Regions from separate parts of the Mus musculus genome. Here regions 2 and 3 are each linked to region 1. The links are chromatin loops, found by intact Hi-C in ENCODE. Cell type or tissue: left cerebral cortex. All regions are shown on one strand. Links, peaks and the distances in the headings refer to the core of each region. The heading gives the core; the rest is flanking DNA.

Region 1 (9,916 bases), core at 3,272-8,271:
CTCTATGTATAGACTGAGAAGCGACAGTGTCTGCCATGGATGCAGGTTTTGTGAGCCATAGCACAGAGGTCTTGTCTGTTGGCTCAGTCTCCCCGGCCCTTGTAATCTAGCTTGGCAAAGGCTGCATTCCATCAGTGTAGTGAAGCCGCCAATCCATCCACCAGACACCTCATGACGCATTGTTCCAGGTTTGTCCCCAGCAGCAGGCCCATCTGCATAGCGAAGTGTTGCTAGGTACTCCACTGCAGTAGATCTAGGATCTGTCTGTGGCTCACTCATGGCTACATCCCCAGCACCTGAAGGATTGCCTGGCAAGGACGGCGCTGCATGAAATTTGTAGCTGGACATGGGTGGCCCGGGCCAACTGTGTGGTCGCCAGAGCTGCTTCCCCGCCCCGCAGTAACTTGTTCTCCAGAGCTGCGGAGGAGGAGACCAGCAGACAGGGCGTCATTCACCAAGGGATCTCTGAGCCCACGGGGATTTCATGTTATTCCATACATTTCAAAAAACGCATCTAATGTCCCTCATCAGACAGTCGCGGCAGAATAAATGATGGGGGTGTTGTTTTTGTTTTAGTCCTCCGGTTCAGTTTATTTACAAAAGACTTGCTAATGAAGCCACACTGGAGAATGAGGAAGGAAGCTGGCTCGAATTCCATCTGATCCAATTATGCTGGGCACTCTCTGGGGATAATGAGCTGGAATAATGAGGGGGCCTGGCCTCGGGGAGGGAGACATTCTCTCTCTCTCTCTCTCTCTCTCTCTCTCTCTCTGCCCTGGACAGTGACAGCCTGCCTGTCCTGCCTATGTTCCAGGCCCCAGGCAGGCCTGTCCAGCTGCTATGCTGTCTCTTTGAGCACAGGCTCTGTCTCAGCCAGGGCTCAGCCTCTCCCAAGAGCCTCTCTCTCTTTGCCGAGACCCCATTCATTCTTCATGGTGACAGAAATGACAATGGCCTGAGAGACGCAAGTGCACCTCCAGAAATTATGACGGATCCGTCGTTGCCACCGGGCCCCCCAGATTAATAACCCTGCTCTGATGCCAGGCCATGCCTGTTTCTCCTGACAGGAGAAGAGTAAAACTCACTCCAGGGCTAAAGATGTAGCTCGGCAGTAGAGGGCTTGCCCAGCAACCGTGAGTCACTGCCACACAGTTAATATGTTTATTACACCTGCGCCACCATTGATGCGTTGCTTGGGTATGATGGCGTACACTTGTTATCCCAGCACGCAGGCCGAGGCAGGAAGGAGCTGGTGAGTCTAAGGCTGATCTGCACTACGCAATTCCTGTATGGGAGGGAGGGAGGGATGGATGGATGGACGGACGGATGGATGAAAAGAACAAGTAAGGGACCTGAGATGTAGCTCACTTGGTAGAGCAGTTGCGTGTGAGCTCTGAGTTTGAGCCCCAGCATAAACTAACTGGGCGGTGCGTGCCTATGATCCTAAGCACCAGATGGCAGAAGAATCAGGAGTTCAAGGTTAGCCTGGGCTGCATGAGACTTTGCCTCAAAATAAGTCAGGAAAGTTGCAGTCTGAAACTGTCTGGAAGTCACCGATCTCCTCTTCCTCCTGTGGAGGTCTTTGTGTCAGAGTCTCCTGCTTGGGAGCTTGGCCTCTCAGTTCTAAAGGCAGGTTAAAACTGGGCTCTGTAGCTCAGCCCACCAGCACCCCAACACACCCCACCCCATCCTGCTTCTCTTCTCTCTGTGCCCCACCCCCACCCCCTGCTTCTCCTCTGACCCCATCATTCCCAGTACTCTTATACCAGTAACCCAGACCAAAACCAACATAGTGTATGTAAAGGCCAGGCCTGAAGGACTGACAGTTCCCCAGGTCAGAACCCAACCCCCCAAGCCAGGTCCAGTCACTCAGTCTGCTGTCGGTCACTCTGCAGGGCTGGCTCCTACAGCTCACCAGCAGCCTATGGGAACCTGTGGGAAGCTCCTCGAGGGTTTGTGACCTGACGGCTGCCCGTCTGTCCCAGGGCTAGCTGCAGTCCTGGCCCTCCTGGAGCCAGCAGGGTGGTGTGCTAGGGAGGAACTTATCTGCAGCGGGCCTCAGTTTCCCTGTGTGGAGCTTCATCGGCTGTAAAGGGAGCAAGGCCTGAAGGTGCAGTGTAACTAACTAAGGGCAGAGCAAGGTCACCCTGGTTGGGGCTTGGCCCTACCATGACTGCCAGTGTCCAGTGCAGCAACTCAGAATGCCAACCTGAGTCTCTGGCTTTCTGTCCCAAAAAGGGACAACCCCAGTTTTGGGACCCTACTCCTGAGGTTGAGAGATGTGTGTCAGAAGACATTGGTGATGGAGATCATGATAGTGAGGCTGTCTGCTTTACTTCATCCAAGGCAGAATTAAGGCAGGCTGCATCCAGAGAAGGATGTGCTGGGCCCTTCTGTTTCAGACAATGACTGCTCTCCTGGCTAAGAGGAGCATGAGACCCTTTCTCAAAACCAAGAGAAAGACCTGAGACCTCAGCCCTCAAGGCTAGGGAGTAAAAGTGGCTAGCCTGGTCACTGGGCCCAGGAGGAGTGAGTGGGACTGTCCTCCACACAGAGAAAGTGCTGACAGGCACAGACACCCGGGAGGATCTCAGCCGAGATGCATCTGTGCACATAATTATGTTTAGTTTAAGAGGAAAGCAGTGAAGGGAAGTGCAAGTCCTGCTGAGAGCCAAGAAGCCCCTTGGGGGTGTCAGGGCAGGGCCTGCAGGAAGGCAGGGAGCTAGCAGAGCTCAGGGTACAAGGAGTTCTCCAGACTGAGGGAAGAGCCGTAGAGAGAGAGACAAGGATAAGAGGTGGGAGACGAGAGGAGGAAGTCAGCCATGGGGACCGCTCTCAAGCTGATGACCTTATGCAAGATGCATCTTGCGTAGTCCAATGGACTCAGTAGTCAACAGCAGGTTCAGCCTGGAAGGTTTAGCAGGTTTATTCCCATTCTGAGTCAGCCCTCCGCATCTCCATCCAGGGCAGGAATCCATGGAGAGCATCCAGCCAGGTCCTCTGTGAGTTCAGGACATCCTGAGCTCTGGGAACACCTTGGCTGCCTCAAACCTTGCAGCAGAGCAAGGTCACCCTAGTTGCATCAGGCTGGTGGCCAGGCTGGTGTGGCCAGGGATAAAGGAGCTGGAGGTCCTGGCAAAAAAAAAAAGAAAAAAAGAAAAGAAAAAGAAGGCTTTGGATTTCATTTGCCCATTGCACAGTGGAAGGACAGCAGAGCTGGGTCAGCTTTAGCTAGTGCACATGTCACAGAAGATGGTCAAAACCAGGATACACAAGTTGTCTCCACCAGCTTGGCACCACCTCTCAGAAAGGCAGAGGGTGGCCTGGCATCAAGTAGGCATACCTGCCTGGCAAAGCATGCTTACCCATCAATCCCTGGCGACGGGAGAGTGGCGGTGATGGGAGGCTGGCAGCTGATCAATATCTCCTGCTTTAAAAATAAAGTTCTTGGCTTGGCCTTGACATTAATCTAGTGTCCAGATCTTGGCTTGGCCTTGACATTAATCTAGCATCCAGAGCCCATTATCTTGAGACCAGTGTTCTGTTCCATTGACCAGCCGGGGTTTTCCTTTCCCCACCATCAGAATAGAACTGCGCTGCCCAGACAGCACCCCTGCGTTCTGAAACAACTCCCACCCTGGGAAATGGCACAAAGGACATCCTACATCTATCCTGGCAGGAGATAGAAAGACCCTCTCACCCTTTGAGAGCCCTGAATGGATTAGGATGTGAAGCCCAGCCCCTCAGTGGGGCCCCAGCAAGGGTGCTGTACAGAACTGGAGTCATCCCGTGCTAGTCTCTCAATCCACAGGAGACAGAATGTGAAAACACGGTGGATGGCGTCCCAGAAACAGCTGGGACCCTCCACACCCAAAGCCACTGTGGCCTCCATTCTGGACTGTAGTATCTGCCCAGGACCACACCCACCACGCCCCATGAGCAGAGCCAACTTTGTAAAGTTGAATGGGATTAAGATATCCTGTCTAGTCATGCCCCGACGAGAGCCCCCCCCCCCCGCCTTCCCTTCCCTCACAGCCCACTGGGTGCCAGGCCTTCGACGTCCGTGACCCAGCGTCTGTGCCTGCCCCTGTGCACACTTGGCCGTTCTCTGCACCTTGCAGTATTTTTCTGCACCATTCTGAGTTCAGGACCTGTGAAGCCCATGCAGGCTGCATGCTGGCATCTGAGGGCATGGGGACATTAGGTCACCTTTGTCCTCTCTTCTCACCCTACAGGTGTGGATGTGTGGGGGCCGCATGGAGGACATCCCCTGCTCCAGAGTGGGCCACATCTACAGGAAGTATGTGCCCTACAAGGTCCCTGCCGGAGTCAGCCTGGCCCGGGTAAGTTAGTGGCTTTCCAGGGGATTGGGGACAGCCTCTGGCAGCATGGAGGCCTCCTGGGTCCCCAGGCTGAGTGGTTGGTAGACAATTTCCAAATGAAATCCAACCAGAAGGAACTTAGGTGAAGCCCTGCCTGGCCACATGGAGACTCTGACGGCGTCCTCTGAGGCTGGGTTTGGAGCTTCGACAAATTAAACTCAATCCTTTCTGATACTTTCAGCACCAAAAAAAGACAGGAAACTGATGTGTTGGTGGAGTGAACTGGTCATTTCACAGGAGGGTTACTTGTGGTGGAGCTAGTGGAGGTACAAAGCTTGACCGGGGTAATTTAAAGAAACATGACAAGCAGACATAGTGGTGGTCTTTTATGTTGATAACCTTGGTGGGAGGCAGGAGGGGGGTGGTAAATAAATAGTTATCTTCTTCACCCTCCCCCCAAAACATGTAAAACTGTGATTGACCTGAAAACCATATCAGGGGTTGAAGTTGGCTGCTGACTTCAAGGGATAATCATTAGCAAGATTAGGGAGTATGGGGTTCGTTTACTGGGGAAATAAAATTTATTGGAAATAAATTAAATAAAGGGAACCTCAAAACTAAGGGACGCTTCTGAAAAGACACGGTGATGTTTGAGATACTAGAGAGGCCAGAGTGCAGCCACACACCCCAAAAATAACCTTGGGGGACCCTCTGGCCTGAGTTCCCAGCGGTTCCCCCTCAGAGAGCCATTTTCATTCATTTTTCTCAACTTCAAATACTGCTGAGCCGGAACATGGCCTAGAAGGCAGGGCAGCAGAGCCCTCTAGTGGTGAATGACTCTAATGACAGCCTCCAGGCCTGCTGCTCTGTGGACAGCCCCTTAACAGGGGAGCTGGGTTCCAGATAAGACATCTTCCCAGATGCCTTTGTCCCTCCCTGAGGAATTCCAAACAGGAAAACAACCAGTCTTTTCATAAGCTAGAGACTGCTACTCTTAGAGGCTACCAGGAGCGTGGGGACAGTGACCCCCGAGCAGGGCCCCACTCCCCAACTGCATCCTTTCCCAAGCCAGAGAAGACTGCAGAGCCACCACACAAGCCTGCCTTTCAGCAGGCGCCCTGCAGAGCAGGGACACAGTGAACTCCCTTCTGCCAGGGTTCTAGCCTCTGCTTCCTGGATGGAAATGAAATGCATCAAATAGCTCAAACTCCAGCTCAGCCCAGTTCAAGGCTGACAAGCGCCTGCATCTGTTGCCGTGACGCCCACACAGGGGTTGGTGGCTGCGTCCCTGTTAGCAGCTGGGGCTGGATAGGGTGCCTCCGTGTCTCAGCTGAATCCCGTTCAGGTATTCAACATCTTTGGCCATCTGTCTGTCCTCAGTCAGATGCTGTGTTTGATGTGAGCTAGCCCCCCCCCCCCGCCCCCGTGGTACATCCCACCTATTCCCTATAAGGCCAGCTATTGCCTGTATGGCTGTACACAAGGTGCTTGTACCCACCGTGGCTACAGCTCACTGCCACCCTTTCTTTAATTGCGGGTCACGTGCAACATGTTTGCTCTCCCCAGCGTTCTGGAATCAGAGACAAAGGGAGCAGGGAGTTCAAAACCAACTCAGGCTTCACAATCGAGACCCTGTCTCGGAAGACAGAAATAAGTCGGCTTACTGTTTTGGCAACAAAGTTCACAGGCTTCTAGAACACTTGCTTCCTAATGACAAGTAGGGCCCTGAGAGAGCCAGCATGCTCTCTTTGAGTGGCACATCTGCCTCTAGAATAAACAGTGCAGTCTTTTACTGCACAAGCCTGTCACTGTCACTGAAAGGCAGCCCTGCAGCAGGCGGAGGGGCCAGGCCTTGACATGCAGGCCAGCGGAGATTTCCCTGTGTTCTAGATTGTTCCTGATGTGTAGGGCACTGAGACCTCCCACTTCCACCAGGCCCAGCATTTGCGGTGGAGGCACCCAGTGAGAGGAACTCTCTTTCCAGTGGTATCGGTGGCAGCAAGGAAGCTTGGCTGTCTCTGGGGATCTACCACAGGATTCTTTCCCATGCATGGTCTCCCTGGTGTCACCGTGCCTCCCTAAGCTCCAGAGAAGGTGACTTTCTGCTTGGCTCATGAGCTAAGAACAGTTTTCACAGTTTTAAGCAATTGGAGGGGAATCTGTGACAACTTGAAAATCAAATGGCGGTTGACATCATAAAGTTTTATTGGCGCCCGGCCCTGCTCCCTCATTTACATAGGGCCCTGTCTGTTTTACAGCCCTGTGCCTTGAGACCATCTGGTCTCCAGAACGCAGATCCCCACCAGAAAACACTAAAACATTTGTCCAGCCACCTCGCCCCGCCCCGCCCCGCCATGCAGTCTGCTCCTAAAGCAGACCTTTACAGACAGGTGCGACTGGTTACACTGCAGAGGGAAACTCAGCTTAACCTCGAGATAGAAGTCGAGCCCACCCAATTACCTGGGTGTCCTGAGGGAGCGGGGAAGCGGGGAAGCGGGTCCAGGCCATTGGAAGAGGCCTGGGTTTGAAGGAAGAGGTTTCCAAGCAGGGGCTTTTGCTGGACCCCATAGACTTGTGCTCTTCGCTCTGAATGGAGTCTGCACAAGATCTCAACCCTCCTGTCTCCACATCACTTTGCCCAGGGCTACCTCCCTCTAAGGAAGGCCACATCCAGTTGCCATTGGTTGATGTTTTACAGTTGGCTGTCCTGAGGCCTCATAGTAAAACTCTCAAACCTCTAAGGATTGTTAGAGATCCCACCTTCTGGTGGGATTGGACCTTCTGAGTGCAAATTATTCTTGTCATGGAATCCCATCGGAACTGTTGTTAAAAATGACAGAAACCGGGCTGGAGAGATGGCTCAGGGGTTAAGAGCCTTGACTGCTCCTCCAGAGATCCTGAGTTCAATTCCCAGCAACCACATGGTGGCTCACAACCATCTGTAATGGGATCCAATTGCCTCTTCTGGTGTGTCTGAAGATAGCTATAGTGTATTCATATACATAAAACAAATAATAATTTATTTTTTTAAATGTCCCACTCAAATTGGCTTTGAAGAGCAGGAGAGCTGGCTTAAGAGTATTCAGGGTACAGGTATGGGGTTCTGAGTTTGGATCCCAGCACCCACATATGAAGCCAGACCACAGACACCTGTAACCACCACCGATCCAGGGAAAGACACGGGATAACTGGGATTTGCTGGTTGCTATCCTAGCTCCAGGCTCGGTGAAAAACCCTGTCTCAAAAAATAAGGTGCAGGGGCTGACAAAATGGCTCTGGGCTAGCCTGTGCTCCTCAGCAAGCTTGACCCTTGCACCCATCTCTCATTCCAGAACCTGAAGCGAGTGGCAGAGGTATGGATGGATGAATACGCAGAATACATCTACCAGCGCAGGCCGGAGTACCGCCACCTCTCAGCTGGAGATGTCGTGGCCCAGAAAAAGCTCCGAGTCTCCCTCAACTGTAAGAGCTTCAAGTGGTTTATGACCAAAATTGCCTGGGACCTGCCCAAGTTCTACCCACCCGTGGAACCTCCGGCTGCGGCATGGGGGGAGGTGAGTGTGAATGGAGGGGCTGGACCCTCACTGCAGGAACGTGCCCAGGAATGCCTAAACGTCACAGTCCTTTCTTCCCTTTCTCTCTTGGACCCTGTCCTGGTGGCGTTGATTTTGTGCCGTTGTGCTACTAAATGTTCTGAGTGGCTACGCTGGGTCAGCATCCATTTTTTCCTTTTGACTATGAGACACTGCTGGATTTGGTTTGGTGTCTAATGTCCTTTGGCTTGTGATGCCAGGGACAGGAGCGCAGGACCTTTCACGTTCTAAGCCGTGCTCTTGGGTGAGCCATGCACACAGCCTATGGTCCCCATTGGAAATGCAGACTAAGAGCACACAGAACAGGTTCAGGGCAACTGAGGAAGGGCCCCCATCTCCACCTCACCCTCCTGCGAGCTTCTCACCGGAACCTTTGAAGCCTGCTGTTGCTACCTGGCCTCTGGGTGATGTGTGCGTCCTAAGCAAATGTGCAGCCTAGAACTCCAACCCAACCCCCAGCCTTCATGGCTGATGTGTGGGCCAGGGCCATTTTTGTTCTTTGGAGTGGGTTGGGGAGAACCCACACTTTCTTGTGCCATTCTCTAACCAGAAAGGATAATTCTACGTGGACAGCAAAGATCTTGCATCCCTTTTGAATCGCTTCCTGGACAGATACTGTCCCTGGACAGACCTGTCCCCTTCAAGCCCTTGGAATTGGGGTCAAATGGATCCTGGATCTGTTGGATAGAGTGCTCTCAGTGTGAGGCCAGAGAAGGACCTTGCCCTACAGGGTTCTCCTTTCTCCCGGAGGACCTCCCAGCAGCCTGGGGCAAGCTCCTCACGGGCAGTTCGAAGTTCAGCCTGGCTGGGGTTTCTGCCGTAGTCTCCCCAGCATCCGGCAGGGCCCAGTGGACACCTCGAGGAGTCTCAGTGGCTGGTCCCTTTCCTCCCTCAGATTCGCAATGTGGGCACAGGACTGTGCACAGACACGAAGCTTGGCACACTGGGCTCCCCACTGAGGCTCGAGACCTGCATCCGGGGCCGAGGCGAGGCTGCTTGGAACAGTATGCAGGTAAGGGCCACTTAAAGGGGCTCTCGGTCCCAGGTCAGTTGTCAGCCAGGAGATGAGTCTCAGAACTCCCAGAGCACCAGGGAAAGGGGGGTGGGATTCCTGCACGTGACACCACCTGGACGGATACACTCCCGCCCTCATGCCTAGGACCAATAGACAACTTTGGCTCATTTCACTAATAAGGGGTGCATGTGTGTGTGTGTGTGTGTGTGTGTGTGTGTGTGTGTGTGTATGTGTGTATACGCGAGTGTGCGTGCATGTATCTGCTCTGGTTTCTGTTATTAAACTCAGTGCCATGTACTGAGTACTTTATAAAGAATGAAAGTTTATACTTGAAGTTCTCATGGTTCTGCAGATACAAGAGTGTGACTTCTGGCCAGGTCTATCAGGGATCTTTCTGCGGGATAATGACTCATAGAAGGCACCGCCTCAGAACGCAGGCAGCATGTGCTGCCTGCCCCGTGTCTGTCTTACTCTGCTTATAAAGTCCTCGGGCTGGCCGGTGAGATGACCCAGCCAGTAAAGGTACTTGCTGCCTTACAGGGCTAAAAAAAAAAAAAAAAAAAAAAGTTCAATCCCCAGAACTCAGGGCAGCAGATGAGAACCAGATCCCCAAAGTTGCCCCTGACCAACACATTCATGCTGTGGCACATGGTGAAACACACACACACACACACACACACACACACACACACACACAGAGGGAGAGGGAGAAGGAGAGAGAGAAAAAGAATACTTTTTTAAAAAAATAAATAAATAATAAAAATATTTTTTGTAATCAAGGTCTCACTATGTAGCCCTGGCTGTCATGGAACTTGCTACGTAGACCAGGTTGGCCTTGAACTCACAAAGATCCTCTTACCTTGGCCTCCTGGATTCTAGAAATAAAGGCGTGCACCACACCCAGCCTATACAAATAAATTTAAACAAACAAACAAAAAAAAGACACTGGGGAAAAAAAGGCTGGGGATGAAGCCCTACTAGGGTGA
Region 2 (9,916 bases), core at 467-5,466, 130 kb before region 1:
CCCACTCCCTAGCCGGCCTGACATCTTGGTTTAACTCTAGGATTGGTTTTCATCTTGCAGAGCCTGGGAGCTGGTTCTCAATACCACAGTAGGAATCCCAAGTGCAGCTCCTCCCACTTCTGAGCCAGGAAGAGAACTGGCTTCTCTGGGTCATGGCATCTGTTTGGTAGAGAAAGGTGGGATCATGGAATTCCAGTGTCTATGACTTTTAAGTATCAGGTCTTTTTCTCATGGAGTCAGAGCTAAACTTGGTTCTTAGAACATCTGGAAATCGATAACCCTTCCCTACCCCCACCCCCCGGTTTCAGTCTTCCTGGTAGTAGAAGACTTACCCGTCAGCAAGTTAAGTACCATGGCAATGTGGTCTGGAGTGGTTTCCTTACCTTTCCAAGGTGGAGTTGGTATCCTTTAGACTGCTAATCACTTCTCTGTCAGCTTGGCCAGATGAAATCTGATGCCACCCGGGGAAGGGTTCTTGACTTAGCAGAGCAAATCTGCTCCTGCCTCCTCCTCCTCTTGGGCCTGCTGTCTGCCAAGGATGAGTACAGAGAGAGGTCTGACTGGTTCTCTCCTGCCCTAAGCCCATTGTGACCTCATGGAAGTGATTTAACCTCTCTGGCCCTTGTCGTCCTCACTTGTGAGCTGCCTGTAGATTCAGAAAGACGAAAATGTCTATCATTGTGGTGCCCACCCACCTGTGGCCAGGGCAGACAATGCTAATCAGGTTTTACTACCAATCCCAGACCTGGCCTCAGTCTGTCGGTCAAGAAGGCTTCTCACATGTGGGGTTGCTGGTATCATTTACTTCCTTTTTGTGGTTTTTGGAGGGGAGGGGGTGTGTGAAATATAGATTTTGTTGCGGCTTTTCCGATTCTGATGCCCCAGGATTCTGTGAGTTTGGAAGTATGTGTCGGAAAGGTCTAGAGTCCAGCCGAAGCCCTGACTAAGGACTCTGTTCCTGTTCCAGCGTCTCTCGGGCAGCTTTGTGTGTGTTAGCTCCGGTGACAGATGACAGATAATGGAACCCGGGGATGGAAAAGCAAAGGCCTATTTAAAAGATAACCATCTAGCTTGCTAATTGTACCTTGTCTACAGCCAGCTCTTATTCGGAAAATGGCATCCAGGATGCCTTTTGTTGCTGTATAAAAGGCAACCTGGGCGTGAAGGAGGCCTTGTTCCTTACAGTGGCGAAGTGCTTTGCACACCTACCTGGTCCTTCGCATCGTCTGTGGAAGCAGAGGGTTTGTATAAGAATCTCGTTTCTCCAGAGAATCGCTGTTCCCATGGGTTCGTGGAGTGGGGACAGGAAGTAGACCCTACAGGTAGCAGTTCCCATGGGTTCCACAGTGGCCTTCCTGCTTGCAGCTGTCCGGAGACTGGGAAGGTAGAGTGCGTTTGTCGAACTACTGAATGTATCAGAGCAGGCAAGGGCTTCAGAGGACCTCTAGGCCAGCCCCCTTCATTTTTGTCTGATGGAAACTGAGGCCCCAGAGAGGGGTGATGGCTGAAAACAAGTTCTCACCGGAGAAATGCAGACCAGAATGCAGCGCTCTGAGGTTCATGCTCCGTTTCGCAGCAGAGGCTTTTCCTCCACAGACTAATATTTGCGCCTTCCCTGCCATTATTTCCCCTGAGAGCCAAGATGATCTCGCTGAGTCCCTGAGGCCAGCAAATAAAATGGATTAAACGTTAGGGCTGTGAAGGGACCTTGCTTGAGACAGAGAGATTCAAAGGTATGTGGTACCTGGCAGTGTTGCTGTCCACAGCAGACAGAACTAACTGGTCCTCAGTGCCCCCTTACGTTCTCTTCTGTATCAATTTCGAATAACAGTGGATTCAGCCTGAAATGCTACAGAGGAAGCTCGCAGGCTCCTCCGGGACCATCTGGTTCTAAGAATTGGTTGATCTGGGTTCTCTTGCTTCTTCTGGCTTTTTCTCTGTTACTTCTGACCTAGACCAAGTCTCTATGGTAGCAGAGCATGATCCTGGCAGAGTCTGTCTCTGGCTGCCTGTGTAGAAGAGAGAAGAAACCATTTTTCTTATGAGCTCTGCCTTCCTGTTCCACTTTAGGGTTGCCACGCCCAGGACCTGTCACAACCACACATCTGCTGGGGTGGGGGGTACTCCTGCCATGTTGGAGATGGGGGAGGGTTAGCCCTCTTAGGTGGGAGAAAGGATAGGTCCTCACAGAAGAATCTGAAAGAAAGAGATGCCCCGGGCAGAAGCTAGCATGTTGTCCCATAGCCTGGTGCATTTCCCCAGGCATTGGGCTCCAGGCATCACCAGGATGCACCTCTTGGATCCCCAGGACTGACCCTCATGTGCAGAATCTGTGGCTGTAAGTTTGTGTTCCCATTAGCCCTGCCCATCTTGGACTGAGATGCAGAGTGTGGCTTTGTTCGTGGCTGGGGAGGCTTGGGCCCAGGTTTTTTGCCAACACTGCGTGGGGGGCCTGGAAGCTGTTGTCCTGGTTCATCCCTCCGGTTCTGCGGCCGCCTTCCTCTCCCCTCACACATGTCCTGAGTGCAGCCCTTCCCCTCCATATACCACCAGCCAGTCCACTACACATTTTCTCTCAAGCTGAGAAAAGAACTTCTCTCTCTCCAGCTTCGACTTTTTTCTGCCTGGCCCTGTTCACTGGAGGAGGCGGAGTGTTCATACTTTGGAAGCTAGCGGATGCTAAACAATCCCGCTTGCTGCTGGTGGTGGGTGTGTGTTTATGCGTGTGTAGCTTTCTCTCCATGTGGCACCCTCTTCTCTCTTATCTTTCCCGTGGTTCCCGTCTGCTGCCCTCTGCTGAGTGCTGATAGGAGACGGAAAGGGAGAAAGCAAGCCCCGGGTTTCTTCTCCTCGCTCTTGAGAGAAAGCTGAGCTTCAAATGCTGGATTTTTCTCCCACCTTCTCAGGAGAGAAGCCACCACCTAAAGCAACATTTGTAAGAACGATTACAATGTTGCGGGGTTGGGGGGGGGTGGCTCAGTAGGTAAGATGGCTGCTCAGCTAGCTTGAGGACCTGGGGATGAGTCTCCAGCACCCACATAGAAAGCCAGCCAGGCAAGGCTGTGTATGCCTGTTGCCTCAATCTTGGGGGCAAAGACAGTTGGATTTCGAGAGCCTGCTGGACAGCTAGGCTAGTCAGAAACAGCCTTCTGACTCTCGAGTGCCCATCTGTGGGCGCTTAGGTATTTGGTGGTAGAGGAAGACACTGCACGTCCTGTTCTAGCTTCTGCGTGGATGGGCATGGGTGCACACACCTGGATGTTCACATACATAATCACACAGATGTGCACATGCGCACGCACACACATGCACGCACGCATGAGTCATGTTTAAACCTTCGTTATTCCATGTCTCTGTATCTGATCAGGGGAAAAGGACCAGTCTCTCAGCTCGTCCCTTCACTCCCTCCTGTCTGAGCAGAGGGGAGAGGCCGTTGCCTTGGGACTAAACCTTTCCAATTGGCCCCTGACATGACCTCCGTGCTCTCAAGACTGTGGCTGGGCAGAGTGCAAGGGCCCAGCTTTGCTGCCCCACAGCCTGATTCAAACCCCCAGGCCTAGGTGGGCCACCTGACATCTGTACCCTAAAATCCCTGGCCCGTGTCACAAGAGTGACACTAATTATCTTGGAACTCCTTTCGAGGATAAACTCGCCACAGGTCACCGAGTACAAAGCCCTGAGCGCAGCGCTTAGCTCAGAATTAGAGCATGACAGCAGTCAGAATGGCCGTGTTTCAGCTCGACCTGGCTTTGGGTAGGGACTGGTTTCATAGCTTCTCTGTGGCTGAGAGGTCGTCACCGGAGGTTAGGGGTGTGGGAGGAAGGTCTGGTCCACACGGAGGCGGCATAGCTTCTGAGCATATCATAGCTAGTTGGTTGGTAGAGTGGTATGAATGATGTCACATGTGCCAACGCTTCTCTTCGCACACAGCTCTCGGACTATTTGGAACTCAAAGCAGTTTTTTGGGTACTGGTGGTGCCAGCCCTCTTCACTTCCTACCTGGGAGGGAACCCGAATATCTTTCTAGAATTCTTTCCTGAGCAGTTGCCTCCAGGAAGTGTGTTTGGCTACGCTAGCCCCAGGCGTTCTCCTGAGCCTCCCTTGCTTGGATGGGGAGACTTCCTGGGTACCCGCTCTTCTTGGCGAGACATCTGTGTTAATCTGTCACACTCTGTGGTCATTTCTGACCCGTGCAGACTACTTCATGAAGTCAGGGATGCACTTCTCCTGTTTGTTCCCACATTACACAATGACCGAAGACTGCCAGACAAGCTGTATGGCTGATTCTTAGTAGCCACTGGTCAGGGCTGGAGGTTTAGCCTCAAGAATGGCTTTCCATGAGCTTTGGGGTACTGAGAACCCCAAGCCTGGGAAGGATGGAGACCTCAAGGGTGTGGCTGAGCTTCATCCCTGGAGCACCCCGCACACACATCTGGGGGACCCACCCCGTCTTGAGCCCACTCCAGCTGCCACAAGAATGCCCCCAGCAGGCCTCTTCTCTGTAGCTTTCCTGTTGGGCAGTGAGGAACAGCTCTCTGCCAGACGCCAGCAGGTCGGGCTCTGAGCCTGTGTCCTGGTCTAGATCCGGTCTGAGTGGTGGTGACCTTTTGCATGTTCTACTTTGGGCTGGGTGCCTCCCACCTGCTGCCTTCCAGGGCGGGGTTGTACCTGTGGGACCAGGACCAGGACAAGGACCAGGAACCAGGAACCCCAGGGGGAAGGCGGTTTTATGGAGAACTCAGCAGCCTTTCCCTGTAGCGACAAGGGCAGAAGGGACCGTGTGGAGCTGTGAACCAGTTCTATCTCATTCTTAGGCCTGGCTGCTCCTATCTTAGGTCCCATGACTGGCCTTTGAAGCATCAAACTCCTTCTCCCCAAATGAGCATGTTACACTATGTCACAACGCCCTGGTGTTAGCTAAAGATGGGGTGACTGAGGTCAGCAAGATGCAGTAACGCATCTGTAGCCACACAATCAAGCAGTGGGGGAAATGGGCTGCTATGTGACTCCAGTCTGTCCCCTCCCTTGGCGTACAGAACAAGTTGGAGGTCACCACTGATAGGGTAAACCCAGTGCTTGTTGCTTCTGGAGTGCCCAGGAGCAGTGCGAGGATGAGGGTCCCAGCTGGACATGGTCCTTTGGCCTCCTGAGAACCTGGGCCTCCGGCTGTGTACTGGTGTGGAGTTGCTGATCAGAACTTATAGGGCTGGGTGGAACAACTGATGGAGGTGGGTATGGCTTCCCATTGCTCAGGCACACTGCTCTCAAGTGAGAACTGTTCCTTCTTGCCTGTTTCTTCCTGTATTGATTGTTGTCAGCTGCTGATAGCAGTGTGTGTGTGTGTGTGTGTGTGTGTGTATTTGTGAAATAGTTTCTAAATTTGGTGCCTAACTTCAGCAAAAAGTTAATGATTCTGGTGCACTGGGGTCTCTAATTTGGATTCCTGGTTATTCTGTTGACAATAAGTTCTAACAGCTGTTTTCCTCAAAAGGTCTTTTTTCATTGTGTCTGGGAGGTAGTGGAGGATGGGTGGGGGTGGGTGTACTTGTGCATATAGGCGTACTGATGTGAGGGCCAGAGGTCAGATGTCAGTCTTTGGGTATTGTCTGCCTTGTTTCTTGTCCCACTGAGACTGAGGCTCACCAGTTAGGTTAGACTGACTGACTAGTGAGCCTCATGACTCCTCTGTCTCTGCCTCCCATTCTATTGTTGGGTTATCACTGTGTTGCCATGGCTGGCTGCTCTCGATCTGTTTTTCTGTCTGTCTGTCTGTCTGTCTGTCTGTCTGTCTGTCTGTCTGTCTCTCACGTTCTTGCTCTCGCTCTAGTTCTGGCTTTTTTCTTTTCCTCTTGCTCCCCCCTCTCCCTCCCCCTCCCCCTCCCCCTCCCCCTCCTCTTCCTCCTCCCCCTCCTTCTGCATGACTTCTAGGCACTGAGTTCTGGTCTTCATGCTTACATGGGGAGCACTTTATAGACTAAGCTAAGCCCCACTCCATTTCTAGTTCCCCAGTTTATATGTATCCTCTAACGGATTCTAAACCATGGTTCCTGGGCTACACTTGGCCCAGGCGTAAGCTGTGGCTTGATCAGGGCTGGCCCTTATGTGGTTAGATGTCACTGTGTTTAAATGTTAGCAGCTGATAAAGCCAGTCAGCATTCTGGCATGGATAAGGAGAGTCTCTTGAGGTCCCACCCACTAGCTGAGGGGCTACTGAGAGTTGGTGGCTGCTAGAGAGGAGGGGCAGTCATTTGTCCTTGAGGGTGTGGCATTGGCAAGTTGTCCATGCTCCAGTGGACACACCCCCGAGAGCAGCACTAATTGGGTTCAGAGGGTTATTTAAAGAGAAGGCGTGGAGGTGGGAGGGAGGGGGAAATGATGTTCAGGGAAGTGAGGGGTGGGCGCTGGAGGGGAAGGTGACCAAATTACATTGTGTACGTGTATGGAACCATCAAAGAACAAACAACGCAACCAAAGGATAAGTTGTTAATTAATTCATCTTTCTAGGTAATTTTCTTATTTTTGGTCTTTTGGGGTAAAATTCTGAAAGCCTGGCAACTAGACCCAGGTATGAGTGTCATCAAAAAGTGTGCTGGGTTCCCTAGCAAGCTGCCCCTCTAGACAAGCCCCCCAGTTCCTTTGTGTTGGGTCCCCTAGCAGCTGCCCCTCGAGACAAGCTCCCAGCTCCCTCCAGATTTCGGAACCCTGCCACTCTCTGTGGTCGGAAACCTGGAACCTCACCCTTCCAGTTATCAGTTTATGGGAGTTTCATGGGAGACCCTTGAAAACTTGGTGACGAGATCCTAGACTGAGAGGGTGAGTTGTGGCAGAGCCTTGTAACTCCCAGACTGTGGTTGTCAAACGAACCACCTAAACTTCCTGCTCTATCTCACCCACATGGGTGTCCCTGCTCTCCCGGTCTCTGAACTCGGCCCCCCTATGTCTAGTGAAGCTCGCTCGTTGCTAGGAGGCTAGAGGCGGTAGTTCTTTCTCAGCTCTTTGAACATGACCTGCCCTGTTTTCTTCTATGCTGGGTGTTAGCCTGCTCCGGTTTTGCGTTCCTATATTGGGGGAGTGGCTGGATCTTGCAGGAAAGTGAAGACAGCTTCCTCAGCAATGGGGGACTCAGGTGTCCCAGAGTCATCTGAGAGTAGAGGACCTGTGTTCAGTCAGATTGGGGTCCCCAGCAGGTACTGGGGGAGGCAATTCAGTTGTATGCAGCCATGTAGGTCTGAGTGCAAGGCCCTTGGATGTAGTGACCACAGTTCAGGGACTTCTTCTCCTGAGGGCTTCTGCCACAGCTGCTCCATGGGGGAGGGGAAACTTCAGCGGGAGCCTTGGCCTGGAGGAGTGGGTCACAGTCTTGGAATGACAGCCTTCCTCATCTTTGTCCCCTGGTTCCTTAGCAGAGACAGTGGTGGTCACTTATTGTGCTAGTCTGCATTTGACACTCAGCGTGACTACCTTTCTTCAGCCCTCTCGTCCCCCGGTGAGGGGGGTTCTGTTTGTTGTCAGTATACAGACTGGACAGTGGGCCGAGGACGCCTAAGTAACTTCCAGGCCTGTGCAGAAATAAGCCACAATGTCTGCTCCTGGCTCCCAGAGTTGTGCTCTTAGCTGTCAAATTTAACTGACCCCAAGGGGAGTCATATCACCTCTCTCTCTCTCTCTGTAAAATGGAAACTGAGTGTCCTGGCTCGTGAACAGTGTCCAGACAGGAGGGAGTGGACGGCTTCCCACCCACGGCTCTTCTTGGTCTCCCCTCAGCACAGTTATCTGACTCTAGCACGGGGGAGTTTTCCTGCCCTCTGGGGCGCAGATCCTGGTCCCTCCTGTCTCCAGCCCAAAGACTGCTGCTCTCCAGCTCTCCTGGCAGCAAGAAAGACAGCTGACAGCTCCTGCCAGGGCCTGAGCCAGGGAACAATGGGGGACATTGAGAAGGCCTCCAGGTGCCAAGCCAGAGGTAATAAAGGGACATTTGATTAGTTTCAACCCAAATTGTCAGGCTCTGCTCTCTTTCTCCAGTGCAGCGGCTAAAGGGCACAAAAAAGGTACAAAGGCTTCCCTCCTTGGGGCTGGTGCCAGTTCCTGACTGGGCAGCCATCTTAAACCTGAAACTCCCAGCCATGGGGAGCTCACCCCACTCCCCCCTCAGCAAGTCCCTCAGTTCTCCACCGTGGCTCAGGGTGACATAGGATCTCTCAGTCTCCCTCCTCTCAGCTTTTCTGCCTCTTCTCAGGTTTTTCCTTTCCTAGAAAGCCTTACCTGGCCATTCTGTCTCTTGGAAGTGTGTGTAGGACCTACTGCCTGCTGCTAACCCCATGCACCTTCAGGCTCGGCAGAAGGAAGTCATGTTTTCAAGCCATTGTAACAGGAGCTTTGGATGGAGGTGGAGGAGGCGGTGGGTAGAGTGGATGGGATCCCAGATCCAACGCACCTTCCCTGGGAGTTCTACTCCCAAACATGGCCGTTGTGTCTGGGGGTAACTTTTCAGTCAAGAGATCCCATCAGCTTGTGGATAGTCTCTTTTCTGTTGCGGCTACTCAAATATGCCATTGTGGAATAAACATGGCTACCTTAGGAGTGAACATGCTGTGTTCTAATAGAACGCATCTTTGCAGAACAGGAAGCATGCTGAGCGGGCAAGGTCTGGTTTGTTGGTCCCTGCTTTGGTCTCTTCCTGATAGAGGAGCCCCCCAGTTGACAGATGGAAGCCTTCAGGAATTGTATGACCTTGGGCTGGCCCCCCAACTGTGCGGTGCCTCTTTTGTAAATTGTGCTCACGGAGAGGATGAGTCTTGAGGGTCTTGCCATTTCTGGACACACAGTGAGGCCCCCAGTTCTCCCCAGTGGGTCTGGCATACCATTGTAGCTGAGCAGAGCCCTGTAGCGCAAATCAAATAACTCCTTCCCGCTGATACCCCAACGGGTGCCTGCCCCACCTTTCTGAGATCATAGCCCCACCCTCCTGTGAGATAATAGCCCAGTCAGTACATACAGTCAGAGAATGTCACAGGCAGAACTCAGAGGCACCTGTGCCTCCTCTAAACCTCTCCAGCAGCCTGCCAAGGCAGCACCCACACTATATACAGCTCTGTTCATCTCTCCCAACTCAACACTCTAGCCATAGTGGATGCCTTAACACACCAGACATGTGTCTCCCTCATGACCCTGGATGCAGAATGCTTTTCCCAAAGACTGGTGCATGACTGGGTCATGATCTTCGAGGTCTCAGCTCCAGTGTTGTCACCTCAGAGAGACCACTCCCCCTCTCATCTCTCTACCATGTCTCAAACTGAATTGACCATACTACAATTCAGTTGACTAGCATGGCCTCATTTGTCATTTCCTGGTTCATGGTTCTGTCAAGCACCAGGGGGGTAGGTACCTTGCATGCCTTATTTACTGCTGCATACACGGTGTAGCACATAGTAGGTGCTCAGACTGTTTGCTGAATGAGTGAATGGATGGTGCATATGCTTGTCTCGAACACTCTAGAGGCAGGTGCATGACTGCTGAGCCTTCCTTTCTACTCTCCTTGCACATCTCATGTGGACGTTCTGGGACCCTGGTGCTGGGAGGGCACTGCACACTTTTCTCTGGGACCCTGGTGCTGGGAGGATGCTGCACACTTTCCTCTGAAAGGAAGAGGGAAGAGACAGCCTTCCTTCTTCCCTGGTGAGTTGCGAGAGTGTGAGCTCAGAGTAGCAGCCAAAGATTGTTGGCAGAGCTTGGAGGAGCCCTAGCAGGACTCCACTTCTCTCCCCCAAGCTGTTTCCATCCTCAACCGCAGGGGTTGCTTGGTGGTACCCTTGCCTGAGGAGAGTTTTATGCATTCCCTTCAGACGATCTTGGCAATTTGAGATGCGTTCTTGGGGCTGGTAATTTTTCCTGTGGTTCTTGGGTTTGCTTCTTGATA
Region 3 (9,916 bases), core at 4,456-9,455, 130 kb before region 1:
TCATAGCTCTGAGTGCCTCCAAAAAGAAACTAGAGAGAGCACACATTAGCACACCTAAAAGCTCTAGAACAAAAGGAAGTAAATTCACCCAAGAGGAGTAGAAGGCAGGAAATAATCAAACTCAGGGGCGAAATCAACCAAGTGGAAACAAGAACTATTCAAAGAATCAACCACATGAGGAGCTGGTTCTTTGAGAAAATCAACAAGATAGATAGACACTTAGCCAGACTCACTAAAGGGCACAGGGACAGCATCCTAATTAACAAAATCAGAAATAAAAAGGGAGACATAACAACAAACCCTGAAGAAATCCAAAACACCATCATATCCTTCTACAAAAGGCTATACTCAACAAAACTGGAGAACCTGGATGAAATGGACAAGTTTCTAGACCCAGGTACCAAAGTTAAATCAAGATCAGGTTAATGATCTAAACAGTCCTATATCCCCTAAAGAAATAGAAGCAGTCATTAATAGTCTCCCAACCAAAAAAAAAAAAAAGCCCAGGACCAGATGGGTTTAGTGCAGAGTTTTATCAGACCTTCAAAGAAGATCTAATCCCAGTTCTTCACAAACTATTCCACAAAATAGAAACAGAAGGTACTCTACCCAACTCATTCTATGAAGCCACAATTACTCTGATGCCTAAACCACAAAAAGACCCAACAAAGATAGAGAACTTCAGACCAATTTCCCTTATGAATATCGATGCAAAAATCCTCAATAAAGTTCTCGCTAACCGAATCCAAGAACACATCAAAACAATCATCCATCCTGACCAAGTAGGTTTCATCCCAGGGATGCAGGGATGATTCAATATACGGAAATCCATCAACGTAATCCAGTATATAAACAAACTCAAAGACAAAAAGCACATGATCATCTCGTTAGATGCTGAGAAATCATTTGACAAAATCCAACACCCATTCATGATAAAAGTCTTGGAAAGATCAGGAATTCAAGGCCCATACCTAACCATGATAAAAGCAATCTACAGCAAACCAGTAGCCAACATCAAAGTAAATGGTGAGAAGCTGGAAGCAATCCCACTAAAATCAGGGACTAAACAAGGCTGTCCACTCTCTCCCTACCTATTCAACATTGTACTTGAAGTCCTAGCCAGAGCAATTAGACAACAAAAGGAGATCAAGGGGATACAAATTGGAAAGGAAAAGTCAAAATATCACTTTTTGCAGATGATATGATAGTATATATAAGTGACCCTAAAAATTCCACCAGAGAACTCCTAAGCCTGATAAACAGCTTGGGTGAAGTAGCTGGATATAAAATTAACTCAAACAAGTCAATGGCCTTTCTCTACACAAAGAATAAACAGGCTGAAAGAGAAATTAGGGAAACTACACCCTTCTCAATAGTCACAAATAAAATAAAATACCTTGGTGTGACTCTAACTAAGGAAGTGAAAGATCTGTATGATAAGAACTTCAAGTCTCTAAAGAAAGAAATTAAAGAAGATCTCAGAAGATGGAAAGATCTCCCATGCTCATGGATTGGCAGGATCAACATTGTAAAAATGGCTATCTTGCCAAAAGCAATCTACAGATTCAATGCAATCCCCATCAAAATTCCAACTCAATTCTTCAACGAATTAGAAAGGGCAATCGGCAGATTCATCTGGAATAACAAAAAACCGAGGATGGCAAAAACTCTTCTCAAAGATAAAAGAACCTCTGGTGGAATCACCATGCCCGACCTAAAGATGTACTACAGAGCAATTGTGATAAAAACTGCATGGTACTGGTATAGCGACAGACAAGTAGACCAATGGAACAGAATTGAAGACCCAGAGATGAACCCACACACCTATGGTCACTTGATCTTTGACAAGGGAGCTAAAACCATCCAGTGGAAAAAATGACAGCATTTTCAACAAATGGTGCTGGCACAACTGGCTGTTATCATGTAGAAGATTTCGAATTGATCCAGTACTATCTCCTTGTACTAAGGTCAAATCTAAGTGGATTAAGGATCTACACATAAAACCAGAGACACTGAAACTTAAAGAGGAGAAAGTAGGGAAAAGCCTCGAAGATATGGGTACAGGGGAAAAATTCCTGAATAGAATAGCAATGGCTTGTGCTATAAGATCAAGAATCGATAAATGGGACCTCATAAAATTGCAAAGCTTCTGCAAGACAAAAGACACCGTCAATAAGACAAAAAGACCACCAACAGATTGGGAAAGGATCTTTACCTATCCCAAGTCGGACAGGGGACTAATATCCAATATATATAAAGAACTCAAGAAGGTAGACTCCATAAAATCAAATAACCCCATTAAAAATGGGGCTCAGAACTGAACAAAGATTTCTCACCCGAGGAATACCGAATGGCAGAGACGCACCTGAAAAAATGTTCAGCATCCTTAATCATCAGGGAAATGCAAATCAAAACAACCCTGAGATTCCACCTCACACCAGTCAGAATGGCTAAGATCAAAAATTCAGGTGACAGCAGATATTGGCAAGGATGTGGAGAAAGAAGAACACTCCTCCATTGTTGGTGGGATTGCAAGCTTGTACAACCACTCTGGAAATCAGTCTGGCGGTTCCTCAGAAAATTGGACATAGTACTACCAGAGGATCCCGCAATACCTCTCCTGGGCATATATCCAGAAGATGCCCCAACTGGTAAGAAGGACACATGCTCCACTATGTTCATAGCAGCCTTACTTATAATAGCCAGAAGCTGGAAAAAACCCAGATGCCCCTCAACAGAGGAATGGATACAGAAAATGTGGTACATTTACACAATGGAGTACTACTCAGCTATTAAAAAGAATGAATTTATGAAATTCCTAGGCAAATGGATGGACCAGGAGGGCATCATCCTGAGTGAGATAACCCAATCACAAAGGAACTCACACAATATGTACTCACTGATAAGTGGATATTAGCCCAGAAACTTAGGATACCCAAGATATAAGATACAATTTCCTAAACGCATGAAACTCAAGAAGAACGAAGACCAAAGTGTGGACACTTTGCCCCTTCTTAGAATTGGGAACAAAACAGCCATGGAAGGAGTTACAGAGACAAAGTTTGTAGCTGTGACGAAAGGATGGACCATCTAGAGACTGCCATACCCGGAGATCCATCCCATAATCAGCTTCCAAACGCTGACACCATTGCACACACTAGCAAGATTTTGCTTAAAGGACCCAGATAGAGCTCTCTCTTGTGGGACTATGCTGGGGCCTGGCAAACACAGAAGTGGATGCTCACAGTCAGCTATTGGATGGATTACAGGGCCCCCAATGGAGGAGCTAGAGAAGGTACCCAAGGAGCTAAAGGGATCTGCAACCCTATAGGTGGAACAACATTATGAACTAACCAGTACCCCGGAGCTCTTGTCTCTAGCTGCATATGTGTCAAAAGAGAGCCTAGTCGGCCATCACTGGAAAGAGAGGCCCATTGGACTTGCAAACTTTATATGCCCCAGTACAGGGGAATTCCAGGGCCAAAAAGTGGGAGTGGGTGGGTAGGGGAGTAGGGGGGGAGGGTATGGGGGACTTTTGGGATAGCATTGAAAATGTAAATGAGGAAAATACCTAATAAAAATATTAAAAAAATAACCAAGACAATCTCCCACCAATGTGCCAACCCCAAATGCTTTGAGCTAAGAAGTCTCTTGGGTTATTGGTGTGTGTGCACGCACATGCATGTGGAGGTCTGGGGACAAGTTTGATGTTTCATTACACAGACACCTTCCCCCTTCTTTCTTTGCTTTAGCTGACCAGAGAGTTTCTAAGGCTCCTCCTCTGTCCATCCCCCCTCACCACCACTGGGGATTACAGGCATGCACTTCTGTAATCCTAGTTTTTTAATCAGTTCTGTGGCTTGGTCCTCAGGTCCTCAGGCTTGTGAGCCGAGTGCTTTGTTGACTGAGCCATCTCCGCAGTCCTCTCATGAGTTATTCTAAGGTAAGGGAAGCCACAGTGTTTACAACAGTGTCATGATAGATACTGCTACCTTCACCATGCTCAAGGGTGGAGAAGCAGTGCCATGTAACTACACCAACGCTGCAAACTCATGACAGCACCGGACACAGACAGGACCCAGCATTACTCATAACTGGGGATTGATGGGGATAGCCCAAATGTCCATCAACAGCTAACTGGATAAACAAACATAGGGTATGCATGTGTGACTTCTCCTGGGGAGATGTGAGTAAATGTCTGTCACAGATAGGACACTGACCACATACCAAAGAAATGATGTCATCTAAGTCTACTTCAGGAAGGCCAGCTGACTGGTTATTTGGGCTATTTTCAGGGGCATCACAAAAAAAGCCCATACCAGTATGGATGATAGCTCATGCACCCTGGAGCTCCCTGGACACCCTGAAGAAAGACAGCATGGCTGATCCTGAGGGTCTGTTCTTCTCAGGATTGTTTCAGTTTACATAACTTTGGGGAAGAAAGTTGACTTAAAAAAAAAGATTTATTTATTTATTTATTATATGTAAGTACACCATAGCTATCTTCAGACACACCAGGAGGGGGCGTCAGGTCTCAATATGGATAGTTGTGAGCCACCATGTGGTTGCTGGGATTTGAACTCAGGACCTTCAGAAGAGCAGTCAGTGCTCTTAACCACTGAGCCATCTCTCCAGCCCATCTTTTAACTTTTTAAGTTTCTTGAGTCTTGTGAGACTAGTTTACTTCCTGAGTCTTAGAAGCATCCCTCATCCTTTTGGGTGGGAAAACACACACACACACACTGTAATAAAAAATAATTTTTAATGGTTAAAAATGGTAAAATTGTTATGTGTATTACAGCACACTATAAATTATTTTAAAAAACATTTATTATATATGTGTATGTAATTAAATGTACACCTGTGCACCGTAAGTGTGCAGATGCCCACACAGGCCAGAAGAGAATAACAGATGCCCTGGATCTAAATTATAGGCAGTTGTGAGCTGTCTCCTGTGGGTGCCAGGAGACAAATATGGGTCTGGGGAACTGAACCCATGTTCTCTGGAAGGAAGAGCAGCAAGTACTTTTAACCATGGAGGTATCTCTCAGTTCCTATAAGATTATTATTTTTTAAAGATGTAAGGGTCAGATTTATAAACAGAAGGATGGTCAGAGGGTGCATCTAGGTATGGGTGATAAGACAAAGGTCCCGATGTGGGAGTGCCCGCCATGTTCTGATGAACAGCAAGGGGGATGGGTTTGGGGAGACTTGAAGGAAGAGGTGGTGATTTCCTTAGACATAGAGGTGTACCCTGACATAGACAAAGAGGTTTGGGGGTTTTGTTTGTTTGTTTGTTTTTTAGGTGCAAGAATTTGTATGGTCAACACCACTTGGGGGAACATACAAAGCTAGCAGCAGAACCAAAGAAAGAAAGGCCAGGCAGAGGGGGAAGGAAATATTTGACCTTAGGGAAATACAACCCAGGGACTGTGACTTTAACTGCAATGATGTGAGTGACCTAAGATGAGATTTAAAAAAAAAAATCACTGCTCAGTCTGGTGTTAGACCTGCAAGGTTAGAATTTAGGGCACTAGTCCCGGGATAGTGGTAGCCACAGGGCTCAGTGGCTTCGCTGCAGAAGCAGAGGATAGAGTCAATGCGCGCGCTGGCAGGAAGGCTAGTAAAGAGGAAGCAAGAGAGGAGGGGGAGGAGGGGGCTGCCATTGGGCATCCAGGAGCAAGCTGTTAAAAGACAGGCGCGCAGCAGAGGAGGCTCCCACAGGCTTCATGTGAGCCCAAGTCAGCAGCTCAGAAGCCAGATATTTTTGGACAAGTCAAGGCTCCCTAGTTCTGCTATGCACAGCCGAGCTTTCAGTTCTGCGCACCCCACCCCACCCCACCCCTCCGCCCAGGCTCCAGTGAGAGTTCTGCTTTTCCTTGCTCCTCACTCCTGGCCCAGTATCGGACCCACTGTGGGCGCTCGCTGGTGGTTTGAATTCGAAAGAGGAAAGGACACGAGGTTTCGGGAACGTGCTCTGGGGCACTGTGTCCAGAAGCAGTCCAAGTCCAAGTCCACTGGCTTGCATGTGCGTAAGAATAGCTCTCGCAAAGAGGCTCCGGTCATCTCCTCGATGGTTTTGCAAAGAACCCAGACTAGTGACGGAACATCCAGCACTCCACAGGTTGGAGAGGGGGATGGAAACCCAGCCGCCCACTGAGCGATGCGCAAGGTGCCCTCTGCATACAGGTTGTGGGGAGTCCCCAGGTCAAAGGCAGGTCTGGTTGGCACGTCCCGGGGCAGAACCGGGAAAAGAGTGGACTGCAGCATCCCAGCGCAGTCGGTTGTAGCATGTCCGCACAGTCCCGGGGCTCTCGCTGGCTGAGAACTTGCAGAGAGCCACGCGAATTCCCCGGGGTGTTCCCGATCGCGTGCTCCGCGGCCCCTGCGAGCGCCCAACTCCCTAACTCCGGGACTTTGGCAAAGCTGCAGCGGGCGGGGAGCAGTGGAGAAGCAGGACGCACCATTGGAGCCCACGGGGGGTGTAGCAATCAGGAGCCGGGGCCCTCTTGCATCCTGGAGGACGGAGATGCTCTATGAGTAGATGAAGAATTGAAGGATGGAGGCGAATAGGACTCAACCGTGCATCTGTTGGCGGAAGGCGAGGTGCAGGACGTGGAATGAGATGCCGAGGGATGATGGGGTTGGAGCGCACCCCCACGGCGGTGACACGGTGGAGGCGCCCGGCTCCCCCGCCGGCGAGCAGCGGAAGTGCCGCGGAGTTGGAGCGGGGCCGGCGTCGCGGCCGCTACTGCTGGCCGAACTGCTGCCGCCGCCGGGTGGACGGGCGGACGCGCAAAGCCGGGGGCGGGCGCGGCGGGGCGGACCGGCCCCGATGAGGCGCAAAGAGAAGCGGCTCTTGCAGGCGGTGGCTCTGGCTCTGGCGGCCCTGGTCCTGCTGCCCAACGTGGGGCTTTGGGCTCTGTACCGCGAGCGGCAGCCCGACGGCAGCCCTGGGGGATTGGGGGCGGCGGTGGCCCCCGCGGCGGTTCAGGTGAGTAGTCTGCGGCCGAGAGTTGGGAGTACTCTTTCTCCCACTTCGCTCCCACCCTGCAGTTCCTTGTTCTACCTATCCTTCGTGTCTGCTCTGAGGCATCCCATTTTGGGGATGGCAACATCGAGGCTTAGGGAAGGTCAAAGATTTATCCAGGCTCTTGCTCCAGCCTAAAACAGTGTTCAACCCCAGGCCCTTTCCTTAGTTTACCCCTTTCCTCTTATTGCCGTCTATAATTCCCGGCCTCTTCAGCTCTCTCTTTTTCGGAGGATCCTACCTGCATCTTCGTGCCACCCTGGATTGTTTGTTCTGAGGTAAGAGTGGAGATTCTGGTCCTTCTTGTCGGTGTTCTTCAGATAGTCTCTGCCCCTAGCCTCCACTCTCGCCTGCTGATTCTAATGTTTCAAGTCAGACCAGATCCTTCCTGGTTTGCTGTCTGCACAGGCACTCGTAGGTCTCCCATCTGGAGCGAGCTTTCTCTTCTCTCTTCTCTTCTCTTCTCTTCTCTTCTCTTCTCTTCTCTTCTCTTCTCTTCTCTTCTCTTCTCTTCTCTTCTCTTCTCTTCTCTTCTCTTCTCTTCTCTTCTCTTCTCTTCTCTTCTCTTCTTCTCCTTCCCTCCCCTTTTCCCTCCTTCCTTCCTTCCTTCCTTCCTGTGTATGTGTACCTTACCTACATGTATGTCTGTCTGCACCACACAGGTGCATGGTGCTCATTGAGGTCAGAAGAGGGCACAGGCTCCCCCAAAACTGGGGTTACAGATGGCTCTGAATCACAGTGTGGTTGCTGGGAATCTAACCTGGAAGACCAGCCACTGCTTCTAAACAAGTGATCCATCTCTCTCCCCACCTCCCACATCACCCAGTCTTTATCCTAGTCAAATTCTGTGCCTCTCTCGAGAATACTGAGCCCAGGCCCCATTGAACTTGCCACCTTTGACATGAGTCTAGCAGCTCTGGTGGAGGACTCTCCAAATGTCTCAGAGCCACAGGTGTCAAACACCCCCAGGACAGAACACCTCCAGCCTTCCTTCTTTGTACTAATGAGAGATGTTTCTTGTAGACAAAATTGAGATGGTCTGCCTCTTTAAAGTTGTATGTATGTATGTGTGTGTGCATTGTGTACGTGCATGTGTGTGTGTGTCCACGAGTGCGTGCACTTGGAGTAGCAGTCTCCTGGCTTAGATGAACTCTGTCACTTTCCTCCAGCCATCCCAGCTTCCCTACCCCAGCTCCTGGCAAGCGTGGGCACGCTACACTTGAATTATTCCTCCAGTGGGACATTTAAGAGTTGCTTACGGGATTTTCTTGGTCCTGTGGGAAGTGGGTAGATGTGCGCCAGGGTCAGCCTTGACTGACTGCTGGCTGGCCTTGAGGGAAGAGGCTGGCTTCTTGAGATTGATGCTTTACCGCCCCCCACACTCCCCACCTTTCCAGTGTTAGGGCTTTCTGGCTTCTTGGGCATGGGAGAGTCTTGGTCTACAGAGCGGATCAATTTGAACTTGGCGTGTCACTCTGGTAACTTGTAAATCATCCTCAAGGCCCGGGTGATCTGTCTATCTGGTAGATCTTACTATTGGGAAAGTTAGGAAACCCCATTTCTAAATCCCTGCTTCCAATTCTGAAAGCTGGTCTAGAGCTCTCTCCCTTAAACTCTTTGTCTGAGTGGGGTTTTTCTGTGGGAAACCTCTTTCCTCTGTTACTGCCCTGTGGGGCACCAGTGTCGGCAGGCCAGACTCGTGTTCTAAGCTCAGCTGTTGACTTGCTGTGCATTGATGAGTCTGATCTCCCACTCTGAGCCTTGCTTGCTCCGTGTGTATGATTTGATGCCAACATTCTGTGATGCTGCCAATGTGCCAGTGGGGCAGGGCCACTTCTTTTTCCTTTCCTGAGGTCGCTTATAACAGTCCTATCTTGGGATGCTCTGCTGAACACAGCCCTGGCCGAGGGGGGTGTGTCCAGCCAGGTCAGACTCTCCCACAGAATAGCTGTGAGCAGTTCTAAAATAGCCCTTGACATTCTGCCTCTGCGTGGAGAGAGTTCTGCTGTGAAGGCCAGAGACATCCTAATTTTCATTTTCTATAGAGCCAGATGTGTAACAAGAAGGTCAAGGTTAACTGTCAGTTTGGCCTTAGCTTTCACGGTGAATTACTGACTGTACAAAAGGCTATTGATGCAGTATGGCCACCTTTTGAGCAGAGAGAGAGAGAGAGAGAGAGAAAGAGAGAGAGAGAGAGAGAGAGAGAGAGAGAGAGAGAGAGAGAGAGAGAGAGAGAGAGAGAGAGAGAAAGGAGGAACAGCAACTGAGTACCTCTTGGAATTGCTACCTGGACTCATTGAGAGGGCTGGTTTACATGCTCTGGTTTTTTGTCTGTCTCTCTGGGATGGCACAGAGAGGAGGAAGAAATAGTTAAGAGTATGGAGGGCTTTCGTGCACTTATCATTGCTTCTTGGGGGTCACAGAAGGGAAATATTTCCCAAGGATGGGCCCTGGTAGGTGCAGCAGGATTCAGCATTCATGGGCTGCCTGTCTGGTACAGTCTGCCAAATTTCCACACAGCCCCTTTGTGTTCCACTCTCCTGCAGATGCAGAACCCTCCAATCCCTCTCCTGAATGTCAGCTGGCCTCCAGGAAAGAAGCCGGCTTCTCCCACCCCTCTCTGTCAGGGGCTAGCTGGGAAACCGTCTTCAGCACCCAGAGTTGTTGGGACACCGATGAACCAGTCAGCACTCTGGCACTGTCGAGTCATCTCCGTGATCTTCCTGGTAGAAATAAGTGCTGGTCTGGAAGGTAGCTGAGTTGATTGAGTGCTTGCCTGTGGCCAGTCCTCAGCGCCACATCAACCAGCCTGTGGCGCGCGTCAGTAATTCCAGTACTCAGGAAGTGACAGGAAGAGAATTGGAGTTCAAGGCCAACCTTGGCTAC

Evidence for each region. Peaks named below come from ENCODE experiments on the same cell type or tissue, not always from the same donor. Only the 100,000 strongest peaks of a DNase experiment are listed, where the experiment ranks them.
Region 2: a loop joins it to region 1, with 2.1 times the contacts of the local background. A loop is called at or near these places in 3 of 42 quality-filtered maps.
Region 3: a loop joins it to region 1, with 2.9 times the contacts of the local background. A loop is called at or near these places in 3 of 42 quality-filtered maps.

Annotation. Positions count from the first base shown.
Region 1 is chr11:57,773,396-57,783,311 of GRCm38, forward strand. Galnt10 (polypeptide N-acetylgalactosaminyltransferase 10) reads left to right here. Exons shown (of 12, transcript NM_134189.2): 8 at 4,236-4,343; 9 at 7,655-7,876; 10 at 8,811-8,927. Among named protein-coding and RNA genes, the nearest start is that of 2010001A14Rik, 23 kb to the right of the region's middle. In left cerebral cortex, for the core only: a CTCF peak has its summit at 5,161 (motif pointing left); DNase peaks (open chromatin) are centred at 5,162 and 6,040.
Region 2 is chr11:57,648,937-57,658,852 of GRCm38, forward strand. The region is part of intron 1 of Galnt10 (polypeptide N-acetylgalactosaminyltransferase 10); the gene reads left to right. It overlaps 4933424L21Rik (RIKEN cDNA 4933424L21 gene), which reads right to left and starts at 558. Exons shown (of 4, transcript NR_153850.1): 1 at 384-558; 2 at 1-159. In left cerebral cortex, for the core only: a CTCF peak has its summit at 2,793 (motif pointing left); a DNase peak (open chromatin) is centred at 2,720.
Region 3 is chr11:57,638,724-57,648,639 of GRCm38, forward strand. It overlaps Galnt10 (polypeptide N-acetylgalactosaminyltransferase 10), which reads left to right and starts at 6,719. Exons shown (of 12, transcript NM_134189.2): 1 at 6,719-6,994. The coding sequence starts at 6,836. The region is part of intron 2 of 4933424L21Rik (RIKEN cDNA 4933424L21 gene); the gene reads right to left. In left cerebral cortex, for the core only: CTCF peaks have their summits at 4,496 (motif pointing right) and 6,691; DNase peaks (open chromatin) are centred at 5,762, 6,073, 6,498 and 6,617; H3K4me3 peaks cover 1,860 bases; H3K27ac peaks cover 704 bases.